Regions from separate parts of the Homo sapiens genome. Here region 2 is linked to region 1. Evidence: chromatin contacts called from ENCODE Hi-C or POLR2A ChIA-PET data. All regions are on one chromosome and are shown on one strand. The core of a region is the stretch at or near the end of the contact, and the rest is flanking DNA. Distances in the headings are between cores, read along the strand shown. Region 1 holds the start of KAZALD1 (Kazal type serine peptidase inhibitor domain 1). Region 2 holds the start of PCGF6 (polycomb group ring finger 6).

Region 1 (6,409 bases), core at 2,805-5,304:
TGAGATGGAGTTTTGCTCTGTCACCTAGGTTGGCGTGGTGGCGCGATCTCGGTTCACTGCAACCTCCGCCTCCTGGGTTCAAGCGATTCTACTGTCTCAGCCTCCCAAGTAGCTGGGATTATACGCATGCGCCACCATAACCAGCTAATTTTTGTATTTTTAATAGAGATGGGGTTTTGCCATGTTGGCCAGGCTGGTCTCGAACTCCTGACCTCAGGTGATCCGCCCACCTTGGTCTCCCAAAGGGCTGGGATTACAGGCATGAACCACTGTGCCCAGCCAATCTTTTTACCTGGCCACCCCAGCTTTGCTACATTTATCTTGACATTCTAATTTACCTATAAAAATAGCCTCTACTAGGAAGCCAAGGTGAGCAGATCACTTGAGGTCAGGAGTTCAAGACCAGCCTGGCCAACATGACAAAACCCTGTCTCTACTTAAAAAAAAAAAAAAAAAAAAAAAAAAATTAGCCAGGTGGCTACTCAGGAGGCTGAGGTAGGAGGATCGCTTGAACCCGGGAGGCCGAGGTTGCAGTGAGCTGAGATTGCGCCACTGTACTCCAGCCTGGGCGATAAAGCTAGACTCTGTCTCAAAAAAAAAAAAAAAAAAAAGGAAAAATAACTTATAAAGCAGTAGTGAGTATTACACTCAACCATTAGCCTCATTCCAAATTCTCTTAGGATGTTTATTGATGATATAGATGATAAATACACATACAGTTGTGATCAGTATCCATATACTTCTTCTTTTCTCTTAACCTTATTTTTCCATACATACTTTTCACTTTGTTTCCTACATACATTATTTTGAGTTTACCTATTTGTCATAGTTGGTAGCTACAAAGTATTCCATTTTAATTATCTATGTTGAGGTTTTTTTTTTAATCAACCAATTCTAATATTCACAGGAAGCACAATTTCTCCATATCCGTCTTTAATAGGTCAGTATGGACCATTTGTTTCATTCCTGCTTCTTCCTCAAAGTTGCAACTCTACTATTTTCACCAGCTGTGTCAAAACAGGGTTTGTGAAGTGACAGGTTGAAATATGTGGATCATTTGAAGTAATTTCTTTTCTTTACCAAATTAAACAATGACTGTATGCCTTGTTTCATCTTTTGTTGTTCATCTGTATAGGGCTCTTTTCACTCTTTTATTTTTAAAATTCTATTTTTTATTTTTATTTTTTGAGAGGGGGTCTTGCTCTGTCACCCAGGCTGGAGTGCAGTGGCGTGATCTGGGCTCACTGCAACCTCTGCCTCCCAGATTCAAGCGATTCTCCTGCCTCAGCCTCCTGAGTAGCTGGGATTACAGGCGTGCACCACCACGCTGGGCTAATTTTTGTATTTTTAGTAGAGACAGGGTTTCACCATATTGACCAGGCTGGTCTCAAGCTCCTGACCTCAGGTGATCCACCCGCCTCCGCCTCCCAAAGTGCTGGGATTAAGAGGTATGAGCCACCACGCCTGGCCCTAAACTTCTATTTTTAAAGAGACATGGTCTCTCGAACCCTTGAGCTCAAGGGATCCTACTGCCTCAGTCTCCCAAGTAGCTGGTGCTACAGGCGTGCACCACCACACTCCAGCTCATCATTCTGTCATTATACTTCAGTTATTTCATGTGTCAGTGACTGAAAGTGAACGTATGATAATCTTGTGAACACAGGGCTTCACAGTGGAAAGAAAACTACATTCTATACCTCATTCCTTCTTCAATACAAGCATCTGCAGGAAAAGGGGAAAAAAGAGGCGGGACCATCTATTATTCAACAAATTTCAACTTCACCCTGCCCATCTGGATCTAGTCTCCCTCATTAAATGCAAAGGATGCTGCCACCTGGCTCCTCTCCCTAGCAGTATTCACATCATCTAGGCTAGAAAATCCCTTCCCTTTGGCCTGTTTTGCACAAAACCGAGTAAACATTTTCAAAGTATATATACGCAAAATCATTTGCTATCTCTTTACTATGTATGATGCGCATAGGTGTTACTGAATATTTTGGAGCCTTGATGGATAAAGTATGGGATGTTGAGGATCGGGGAATGTATCTAAACTTTCAAGTTGTGTCCTATTCAAAAAACTCCCTTCTAAAAGCATTTTTACGGTATGTAGGGTTTTAATGTAACAAAATCTCTACTTAATAACAGCGGATCCCCTTTTATTATCTTTGTGCCTACCTGGATGCACGGTTCCAGCATGTTCTCGTCACGAACCACAAGCCCACCAGAGGGCGCTGGTTCCCCGTCTACCTACTGTTCTCCATCAGCGACTCAGAAAATCCAGGTTAAACACTCAGGCAGTCTTTCACATTTAATCCACAAATATTTACCGAGAATTTGACGTGCCACCAGGCGCGGGGCTAGGTTCACAAGATACAGTAGTGAGTTAGGCACGATTCCTACTACCAGAAGCTTAGAGCATAGGGAAGACTAAAAGTAAGCCACCGTCTACAATAGTAGGATAAGTGGAGAGTTTCTAGGTCCGTGGAGTTTGTTGTTGAATATCTGCTCCAGGCCTTAGAAGCCGGCAGCAATTCACTAAAAGATCCCGGACTTGTCTGCTCTGTATCCCAGCCAAGGAGCTCCGTCCCCAAGGTGTTTTGTTAGAGTCAGAGACCTCTCCTTGGGTGATTCCATTCGTCAGCCCCACAAGTCCCCGTCTCTGGCCTTTTTCAGGGTCTCCGGCAGCTCTCTGACAGTTCCCCTTCTGTCTCAGGTCGACACTTATTCCAAGGACCAGGGATTACTCACAACTATCCGCCAGAGTTTGCTCCGCCCTTTCTTTTTCCTGTTTAAAATCCGCGGGCTCTTAGTGTTCTCGGTTCCTAGATTTCCTGTTCTGATTCTCGCGACAGTTGCGAGGCCTCGCGTGAAGTTCCCTTCTAGTCCCTATTTCGAATTTGAGACCGGGAGAGAGTGTCTGCCCTTGCCCACCTCCTCAGAACCCCTCTGGCCAGGGATGGCGCCTACGTGGCTCGGGAGCCCCTGAATGAATGGGCTTGGCCCAACTTAGGGGCGCATTCCGACGGGAGAGTCCTGGCTGTATTCCGAGGCTCCAGTGCGCATGCGGAGTCGATCCCGCGCAGGCGGGCGGGGACGGCAGCCGGGTCTTGTGGGCGGAGCCTGACTAAGTGCCGCCCCCTTGCCGGCTGCAGATTGCTATTTCTGCCCCCCACCCTCGCCCATCCCCCCGCGAGCTGGACTGCGCCAAGGCTTCTGTGAGCCGCTTGGGGCCGGCCGGGGCGGGGCCTGCCCGACCCGGGTTTGGCTGGCGGGCCCCTAGGAATGCTCTCCTCCCCGCCCCCGGCCCAAAGTGCCACGGTGGCGGTGGTGGCGGCCGCGAGGCCGAGTGTCTCCGGCCCTGCCAGCCTCGCAACCGTAACCTGTAATCCCGACCCGAGGGACGCCCGCCGGGGAGGCGCCAGCCCGCCTCTCCCTGCGGCCGCTGGTCGGCTCCGACCTCGAATCACCCGGCTCACCCGCGGGTCGCAGCACCTGCCGGATGTGGGGAGGAAGAAGGAGGCCAGATGAGGGAAGGCGGATGTAGGCGCCCAGTCTGTCCGCGCCTTGGTGGGGCAGCTGGGTGGGCAAGCCTGCGGTCGCTCCCGGGAACCAGCCCTGGGCTGCGGGGAGACGAAGGTGGTTGGTCCTGCCCTCCAGGAGCGCCCCGACATCGACGTAAAATGACTTGGCACCAGAGCTCCTGCCGCCTCCCCCTTATGCAGCTGCCCTCGCCGACGCCAGGGACTGTAAAATCAGATGGGACAGGGCCTAGCCGTTCAGCCAACACTTTGAGCTTCCCAGCCAAACTCCTACCCCCACTCCCCGCCTCCGGTCCTCACCCCCTTCCTCTCTCCCAGCCTCGGTGTCTGGTTACGGCTCCTCTGCTCGCATTGTGACTTTGGGCCAGGCTGGGGGAAATGACCCGGGAGGGTCCCATGCGGCTACATAAAATTGGCAGCCTTAGAACTAGTGGGAAGGCGGGTGCGCGAAGTCGAGGGGCGGAGAGAGGGGGCCGGAGGAGCTGCTTTCTGAATCCAAGTTCGTGGGCTCTCTCAGAAGTCCTCAGGACGGAGCAGAGGTGGCCGGCGGGCCCGGCTGACTGCGCCTCTGCTTTCTTTCCATAACCTTTTCTTTCGGACTCGAATCACGGCTGCTGCGAAGGGTCTAGTTCCGGACACTAGGTGAGCACTCTGTGCCCCAGGCCATAAGCGAGGCGGCATCAGCCCCCCCAGTTCTCACCCCCCATTAGCAGCTTCTTACTTCTGGAGCCACCCATTCTCTTTGGGCAAGGATGCTCAGGGGCCAGGGATCGGAGTCGGGTGGTGCACGGAAGTGGTGCTGGTGGTGGGTGTGCGTGCGCCTGAGCCTTATCACCCTTTCCTCACCTCTCTTCACTCCCAGCCCTCCCAAGAACAGCCCAACTGATTGCTAACTGCCATAACTGGATAATCCCTAGAGGGTCACTAGGCCTGTGTGTTGGGGGAGGCTACTTGGTAGCAGGGGAGGGGGCGATGCTAGTGTCATGCTTTGGTACAAGAAGCAGTGAGGTTGGTCTTTCGGCACAGGCCCTGTTTCTGACCTCCTGACCTGGCTTCCCTTCCTGGCAGGGTGCCCGAACGCGCTGATGCCCCGAGTGCTCGCAGGGCTTCCCGCTAACCATGCTGCCGCCGCCGCGGCCCGCAGCTGCCTTGGCGCTGCCTGTGCTCCTGCTACTGCTGGTGGTGCTGACGCCGCCCCCGACCGGCGCAAGGCCATCCCCAGGCCCAGATTACCTGCGGCGCGGCTGGATGCGGCTGCTAGCGGAGGGCGAGGGCTGCGCTCCCTGCCGGCCAGAAGAGTGCGCCGCGCCGCGGGGCTGCCTGGCGGGCAGGGTGCGCGACGCGTGCGGCTGCTGCTGGGAATGCGCCAACCTCGAGGGCCAGCTCTGCGACCTGGACCCCAGTGCTCACTTCTACGGGCACTGCGGCGAGCAGCTTGAGTGCCGGCTGGACACAGGCGGCGACCTGAGCCGCGGAGAGGTGCCGGAACCTCTGTGTGCCTGTCGTTCGCAGAGTCCGCTCTGCGGGTCCGACGGTCACACCTACTCCCAGATCTGCCGCCTGCAGGAGGCGGCCCGCGCTCGGCCCGATGCCAACCTCACTGTGGCACACCCGGGGCCCTGCGAATCGGGTACGCATGGCCCGGGGCCCCCACCCCAGCACTTAGGTTTCCTAGAGGCACTGCTCCCCGACCCCTGACAGCATTGGTCTCTGGCCAGCAGAGCAAAAAAGATAAGGCTATAGAGGCCTCGAGTCCAGTATAAAACCCTGCTCTCGCTACTGGTTCATAAAAGCTGCCACCTTAAGGTGGGGGTGGGGGGTGGAGTGGAGTGGGAGTCCCGGGCTTCGTCAGCAAGCTGCATTCGCTGAACCACGTGAAAGCTCCAGAGCTGGCTGGCAGGGAGAGACAGGTCCTCTGAGGGCGCAGGCACATAACCTATGGTTTGCTCAGAGACCCCCCCGACTTTTCCCAGACCAGTGGAGTCCAGGCAGCAAGACGGGTTCCTGTGAGATGCAATCACGTTTCATTCTTAGAGCAGTTTGTTCACCCAGTCTCCCCACCTCTCTGCTTTCTCCTGCTTTTAGGGATTAGTGAAGGGGAGCGGGAAGTTCTTTCTCTATCCCTGGGGACTGGGGTCCATTCAGGCCTCTAGCTTTCCTTGGTAGCTTTAGTAACTTTCACTTCCTGAGCCCGGGCTCTGCGTCTGGCTCGGCTGGGGCAGCCAGAAAACAAACACCCCGTGGGGGTCCCAGCAATTTCCTCCACTCCTGCAGGCTTCCTGCCTGTCGCACAAGTCCAGCTTCAGGTTCTCTGCCTTGCCGCAGGACTCCCCCAGGGGGTACTGAGGAGGGAACGGCTGCTTTTCCTCCTTTGGGAACTGGGCCTGTTTAGAAAAGGGGAAGGGGGATCTGGAAGGTTTTGATTACAGGCACGCAGGAAAGGCTGGGGAGGGTGAAATGAGGACAGGGGAGCAGTTAGGGACAGAGTGGCTGCCAAGCTACAATGTAGATGTGTGTGCTTGTTTGTGCATTGGGTCTGCATGAGGTTCTATGTGCACATGTGCATGTATACCTATCTCCACGTCTGCGTGGTACCCTTGTGTGTACCAGCATCCATATCTGTGTGTACCTGTGTGTGTCACGGTGTGTTTATGGATGTGTATTTACCTCAGCATATATTGTGTTCTGCCACAAGCATGTCCACAAAAATTTGTGTATCATGTCTTTGCCAGACTGGATGCCTTTGCTGGGCCATGCTATTCTCAGACCTCCCGCCTTCACCCCCAGGGCCCCAGATCGTGTCACATCCATATGACACTTGGAATGTGACAGGGCAGGATGTGATCTTTGGCTGTGAAGTGTTTGCCTAC
Region 2 (6,409 bases), core at 1,841-4,340, 2.3 Mb after region 1:
AGCCACAATGAGCTAATGACAAATGGGCTTTACTAAAGAGGCCAGTTGTTTCAGGTATTACTTCTAAAAAAACAGAATTTGGAATACCTATATACTGGAAATGAAAAGCCTAAACTAGCCTCATTAACCTGAGTAAGTGATGGGATTAAAATTCTCAGGAAAAAGGCCTGTGCCTCTTTTAAGTCCTCAGCAGATATTACAGTGCCTAGTACATAGTAAGTGCTCTATACATATTTCTTAAAAGAATATGTAGTTCCCTTTTAATTTTGAGAGAGGTCAAGAGTTTTTTTGTTTTTTTTTTTTTTGAGATACTCTCATCAGTCTGTCGCCCAGGCTGGAATACAGTGGCACGATCTTGGCTCCTGCAACCTCTGCCTCCCAGGTTCAAGCGATTCTCCTGCCTCAACCTCCCAAGTAGCTGGGATTACAGGCATGTGCCGCCACTCCTGGCTAATAGTGGAGATGGGGTTTCACCATGTTGGCCAGGTTGGTCTTGAACTCCTGATCTGAAGTGATCCACTCACCTCGGCCTCCCAAAGTGCTGGGATTATGGCATTAGCCACTGAACCCATCCTGAGAGGTCAATAATTTATTCCAACTATATAACTTCAAGCTTTCAGAAAAAGTATATTTAAAATACAATTGTAATTTATATATTCTTCTTACCTTATGTTATAAAGAGGTTGTGTCTGATGTACTACTATATTGCATTTTGGACATCTGTTGCTGTAGTAAAAATGTCTTACGATGCAGCTTTTACAAACTGTTGAAAAAGAATGTTGAAGTCAGGATGCTTTCAAGACATTTCAAAAACTGAAAAATTATTCAGAAATGTGATCGGTATGCTTACAGGTATGAAGACATTCTGTGATGGTAGTTGCATCTATTAAGTAACCTTTGCAAATGGAACACAAGATGTATGGGGTCAGCTCAGAGAGATTAATCAGGCGCTGCAAATAAACGGAAACAGTTTTAAAATACAAGTCCTTGCCTTTTACAAATTCTTTTTTTTTTTTTGAGACAGAGTCTCACTCTGTAGCCCAAGCTGAGTGCAGTGATGTCATCTCGGTTCACTGCAACCTCCGCCTCCTGGATTAAAGCGATTCTCCTGTCTCAGCCTCCCGAGTAGCTGGGATTACAGGCGCGCACAACCACGCCTGGCTAATTTTTGTATTTTTAGTAGAGATGGGGTTTCACCATGTTGGCCAGGCTGGTCTCGAACCCCTGGCCTCAGGTGATCCACCCGCCAAGGCCTCCCAAAGTGCTAGGATTACAAGCATGAGCCACCGCGCTCAGTCCACCTTCTTCAAAACCTTAAACCATAATCTCAAAATGTCATTGCAACATGGAAACATACACCTCCAACCCATTAAAAGACTACTGAAAGTTACAATAATAACACAATATAAATTATTGTTTCTTTCTTTCCGTTTTTTTTTTTTTTTTTTTGAGAGGGAGTCTGCCTCTGTCGCCCAGACTGGAGTGCAGCGGCAAGATCTCGGCTCACTGCAACCTCCGCCTCCCAGATTCAAGTGATTCTCCTACCTCAGCCTCCTGAGTAGCTGAGATTACAGGCGCGTGCCACCACGCCCCGCTACTTTTTGTATTTTCAGTAGAGAAGGGGTTTCACCGCTTTGGTCAGGCTGAACTCCTGACCTCGTGTTTCGCCTGCCTCGGCCTCCCAAAGTGCGGGGATTATAGGCGTGAGCCACACCGCGCCCAGCCAAATTATTGTTTCAAAAGGATCTTTACGCTGGGCGCAGTGGCTCACGCCTGTAATCCCAGCACTTTGGGAGGCCGAGGCGGGCGGATCACGAGGTCAGGAGATCGAGACCATCCTGGCTAACACGGTGAAACCCCGTCTCTACTAAAAATACAAAAAATAAGCCGGGCGTGGTGGCGGGCGCCTTGTAGTCCCAGCTACTCTAAAGGCTGAGGCTGGAGAATCGCTTGAACCTGGGAGGCGGAGGTTGCAGTGAGCCGAGATCGCGCCACTGCACTCCAGCCTGGGCGACAGAGCGAGACTCCGTCTCAAAAACAAAACAAAACAAAACAAAACAAAAGGATCTTTACTGCCTAGTAAGCAGTAGCTTCAATAATTATACAGGACAGGCAACGTGGCTCACGCATGTAATCTTTCGGAAGGCCAGAGAGGGAGAATCTCTTGAACCCAGGAGTTCGAGAACAGCCTGGGAACATAGGGAGCCCTCCTCGCTACAAAAAAAAAAAAAAATGTTTAATTAGCCCGGCGTGGTGGCGCGTGCCTGTAGTCCCAGCTACTCCGGAGGCTGAGGCGGGAGGATCGCCTGAGGCCAGGAGTTGGAGGCTGCAGTGAGCCATGGTCGCGCCACTGCACTCCAGCCTGGGAGACCCTGTCTCAAAATAATTATAATTATTAACAGAACGAATGAGTTGGACTCGCAGAGCCTAAGTGACCTGCAAGAACTTCACAAAATAAGCGGGTAAAGACCCAGGCCGGGCCGGAGGCCTGTCGGCGCCACACGCCTAGGCAGCCGGGGCAGAGGTCGGGGGAGGTCCGCTCCAGTGCTCCGCGCGGCGGCGGCGCACTAGGATCGGGCCGGCGCCCGGCAGACGAGGGCCAGCTACGTCCCTGACGCCGCTTGGGCCCAGCGGGGTCGCGCGGGGGCTCTAAATACCTCCTCCTCGTCCTCCGAGTCCTGCCGGCCTCCCTCCAGCCTCAACGAGAAGTGACTCATGTCCTCCTCCTCCTCCTCTTCTTCCTCCTCCAGCTCCTCTTCTTCTTCCAACTCCTCGTCCTCGTCCTCGAAGCGGCCTCTGAAGCGGCCCAGGCTGCGCTCCGGCTCCAGCTCAGGGGGCCGGGAGCCGGAGCAGCCGGGAGCCCCCGTCTCAGACAGAGGCGCCGGTCCCTCCTCACCCGCTGCGGGTGCAGGGGTGAGGGCGGGCGGGGAGACAGGAGGCGGAGGCGGCAAGGCTGCAGCTCCCTCGGTTTTGGCAGCGCCTACGCTGCCCGCCGTCACCACCGCGACCCCCTCCATGGTCGGGAGAGACACCAGGCGAGGCGAGGCGGCGGGAGAGCGCGGGAGTTCGGCCGGCCTCGGACGCCACCACTGCGCAGGCGCGGCAGCCTGAGGGGCTCGCCGGGAAATGTGGTTTAGCGGCCCTCACCTCCGCGGGGCGCAAACCCTGCAGCTCCGGGGCAGGCTGCGGGGCGCGCGGGCCGCACTTTAAAGGAATCTCACCAGATTTTCTCCTTGGAAGGGGACGCTCTCTTCGCCGCCTTTTAAAAACAGCAAAATTGCTACCGTTCCAAGCAACAATATTCTGTTTGCATCACCTAATTCACAGAGCACTGAACTAGGTAGCATGTGACGTTGCATCACAAATAATAATCATTTCCACTTGAGTACCAATTATGCATTTCCTCTGTGGCAAATCACCTCCATCCAAGATTATTTCCCTTAGGAAGTATAAAGTTCCTGTTCTGAAGTATGTACGTTTATTTATTTTAAGGAATTATATAGTGTATTGATACAAGGTGAAAATCTAATCACTACTCAAAGATCATCCATGTCACCCCATCCCATAAAGCCCATTATATTGAATTCGAAAAGCTTTTTTTTTTTTTTTTTGAGACAGTTTCGCTCTTGTCGCTCAGGCAGGAGTGCAGTGGCGCTCACTTGCAACCTCCGCCTCCCGGGTCCAAGCGATTCTGCCTCAGGCTCCCAAGCAGCTGGGACTACTGGCGCCTGCCACCACGCCCAGCTAACTTTTGTATTTTCAGTAGAGACAGGGTTTCACCATGTTGACCAGGCTAGTCTCAAACTTCTGATCTCAGGTGATCCACCCGCCTCAGCCTCCCAAAGTGTTGGGTTACAGGCCTGAGCCAGGGCGCCGGGCCCAACAAACATTTATTGAGGGCCTACTGTAGCAGAAACTCAGACCCACCCAGGTACAACCCACCCCATTGCCCAATTTTATTAAGAGAGGTTTGGAGTTGGCTTAACATTATTCTTGCTAGTCCGGGCGCGGTGGCTCACACCTGTAATCCCAGCACTTTGGGAGGCCGAGGCGCGCAGATCATGAGGTCAGGAGTTCAAGACCAGCCTAGCCAACATGGTGAAACCCCGTCTCTACTAAAAATACAAAAATTAGCTGGGCATGGTGGCGCGTGCCTGTAATCCCAGCTACTTGGGAGGCTAAGGCAGAAGAATCACTTGAGCCCAGGAGGCGGAGCTTGCAGTGAGCTAAGATCGTGCCACTGCACTCCAGCCTGGGCTACAGAGTGAGACTCCATCTCAAAACAAAACAAAACAAAACAAAACAAAACAAAAAACAAAAAAACCATTATCCTTGCTAAGATAATGCCAGCTAATGTCACGATGCCTGCAAGAAAGATTCGGGAAGTCAAATGCTCCTAATCAAATAATGCCTGGCAAAGTCACATTTAAGAGCTGAATGTGACCAGGCACAGTGGCTCCCGCCTGTAATCCCAGCACTTTGGGAGGCTGAGGCAAGCGGATTGCCTGAGGTTGGGAGTTAGAGACCAGCCTGACCAACATGGAGAAACCCCATCTCTACTAAAAATACAAAATTAGCCGGGCATGGTGGCGCATGCCTGTAATCCCAGCTACTCGAGAGGCTGAGGCAGGAGAATCACTTGAACACAGACGAGGTGGAGGTTGCGGTGAGCCGAGATCACACCACTGCACTCCAGCCTGGGCAACAAGAGCAAGACTCCATCTCAAAAAAAAAATAAATTTTAAAAATATGGCCAAGCGAGGTGGCTCATGCCTGTAATCCCAATGCTTTGGGAGGCTGAGTTGGGCGGGTAACGAGGTCAGGAGTTTGAGACCAGCCTGACCAACATGGTGAAACTCCATCTCTACTAAAAATACGAAAATTAGCCGGGCATGGTGGTGCACACTTGTAATCCCAGCTACTCAGGAGGCTGAGGCAGGAGAATCACTTGAACCCGGGAGGCGAAGGTTGCAGTGAGCCGAGATCGCACCACTGCACCCCAGCCTGGGCGACAGAGTGAGACTCCGTCTCAAAAAATTAAAATACAATAAAATAAAATAAAATAGCTGAATGTGTGCCAGGGGTGGTAGCTCATTGCCAGCCTGGGCGCCAGAGCGAGACCCGGTCTAACAACAACAAAAAAAAGAAAATGCTGAATGTGTTGTCTAGGGAATTGATGAGGAAATCAAGTCATGGTGTTTCCTTGGGGAACAGTGAACCAAGTTAAGTATTCCCATTGCTTCTGGACCAGACCCCACCTCTCCTTCTCCAGTCCCAACGTCTGGTCAAGTTTGAGATACTGAAGTCTGCAAGACCCAAGAAGGAATGGAAGGAAGAAAATGTCTTCTAAAACATGGAGGAGGTGTAGACTCCAGAGGGCTGGAAATAAAAACGACTATAGTATTGAAAAAGAGTGCCTCAAGTGGATGTTGGTGGAGCTCTACAGTAATTCCACATAGTCAGAGTTCAAGAACAGCCTGGGCAACACAGTGACAGCTCATCTCAAAAACAAAAACAAAACATGCAATCCAATTTCAAAATGGACAAAGAATCTGAATAAACATTTTTCCAAAGAGACTATATCAATAAGCATAAGAAAAGATGGTCAACATCATAAGTCTTCAGGGAAATGCAAATCAAAATTACAATAATATGCTAGTTCACCCTATTAGGTTTTTTTTTTTTTTTTTTTGAGACAGAGTCTCGCTCTGTTGCCCAGGCCAGAGTGCAGTGGCATGATCTCGTCTCACTGCCACCACTGACTCCTGGCTTCAAGCAGTTCTCGTGCCTTGGCCTCTCAGTAGCTAGGACTACAGAAGTATGCCACCACACCCAGCTATTTTTTGTAGACATGTGGTTTTGCCATGTTGGTCAAGCTGGTCTCGAGCTCCTGACCTCAAGTGATCCATCTGCCTCTACCTCCCAAAGTGCTGGGATTACAGGTGTGAGCCACTGTGCCCGGCCTACTTCACCCATTAGGATGGCTATAATAATAAACAGATAATAAAAAGTTTTGTGGAGGTTGTAGAGAAATGGGAACCCTCACACATAGCTGGTGAGAATGTCAAATGGTGCAGCAACTTTGAGAAACATTCTGGCAGTTCTCAAAAGGTTGAACATAAAGTTACCATGTGAGCCAGCAATTCCACTCCTAGGTATATAAAGAAAAATTAAAACATATGTTCACACAAGAACTCTTACATGAATGCTCATACCAACATTATTCATAGTAACAAATAATTAGAATGAACTCCAATATCCATCAACTGATAATGGGTAAATAAAATCTCATTGATCCACTCAGTGGAATATTATTTAGCCACATTTTATTATTTCATAAAAAATGAAGCAATGGGCCAGGCGCAGTGGCTCACGTCCATAATCCCAGCACTTTGGGAGGCTAAGGTGG

What was found. A loop is a pair of places that touch in the nucleus more often than their neighbours do. ChIA-PET counts read pairs that join two places held with the same protein, here RNA polymerase II (POLR2A). Pooled maps may share reads with other maps.
Region 2: a pooled map shows a loop between it and region 1 (23-fold over the local background). The contact joins the promoter of PCGF6 here to the promoter of KAZALD1 in region 1. A Hi-C loop is called at or near these places in 1 of 168 maps with a recorded cell type or tissue (naive thymus-derived CD4-positive, alpha-beta T cell) and 7 of 50 pooled maps. POLR2A ChIA-PET finds 5 or more read pairs at or near these places in 1 of 52 experiments (activated T-cell).

Annotation. Positions count from the first base shown.
Region 1 is chr10:101,057,935-101,064,343 of GRCh38, forward strand. It overlaps KAZALD1 (Kazal type serine peptidase inhibitor domain 1), which reads left to right and starts at 4,055. Exons shown (of 5, transcript NM_030929.5): 1 at 4,055-4,181; 2 at 4,608-5,169; 3 at 6,327-6,409. The coding sequence starts at 4,659. LOC107984262 (a long non-coding RNA gene) reads right to left here and starts at 2,817. Exons shown (of 2, transcript XR_001747569.3): 1 at 2,176-2,817; 2 at 661-1,722. RefSeq lists enhancers at 2,698-2,992, 3,919-4,807 and silencers at 3,120-3,539, 4,720-4,769.
Region 2 is chr10:103,348,050-103,354,458 of GRCh38, forward strand. PCGF6 (polycomb group ring finger 6) reads right to left here and starts at 3,091. Exons shown (of 10, transcript NM_001011663.2): 1 at 2,658-3,091; 2 at 851-950; 3 at 667-763. The coding sequence starts at 3,017. RefSeq lists an enhancer at 2,319-2,824 and a silencer at 2,990-3,219.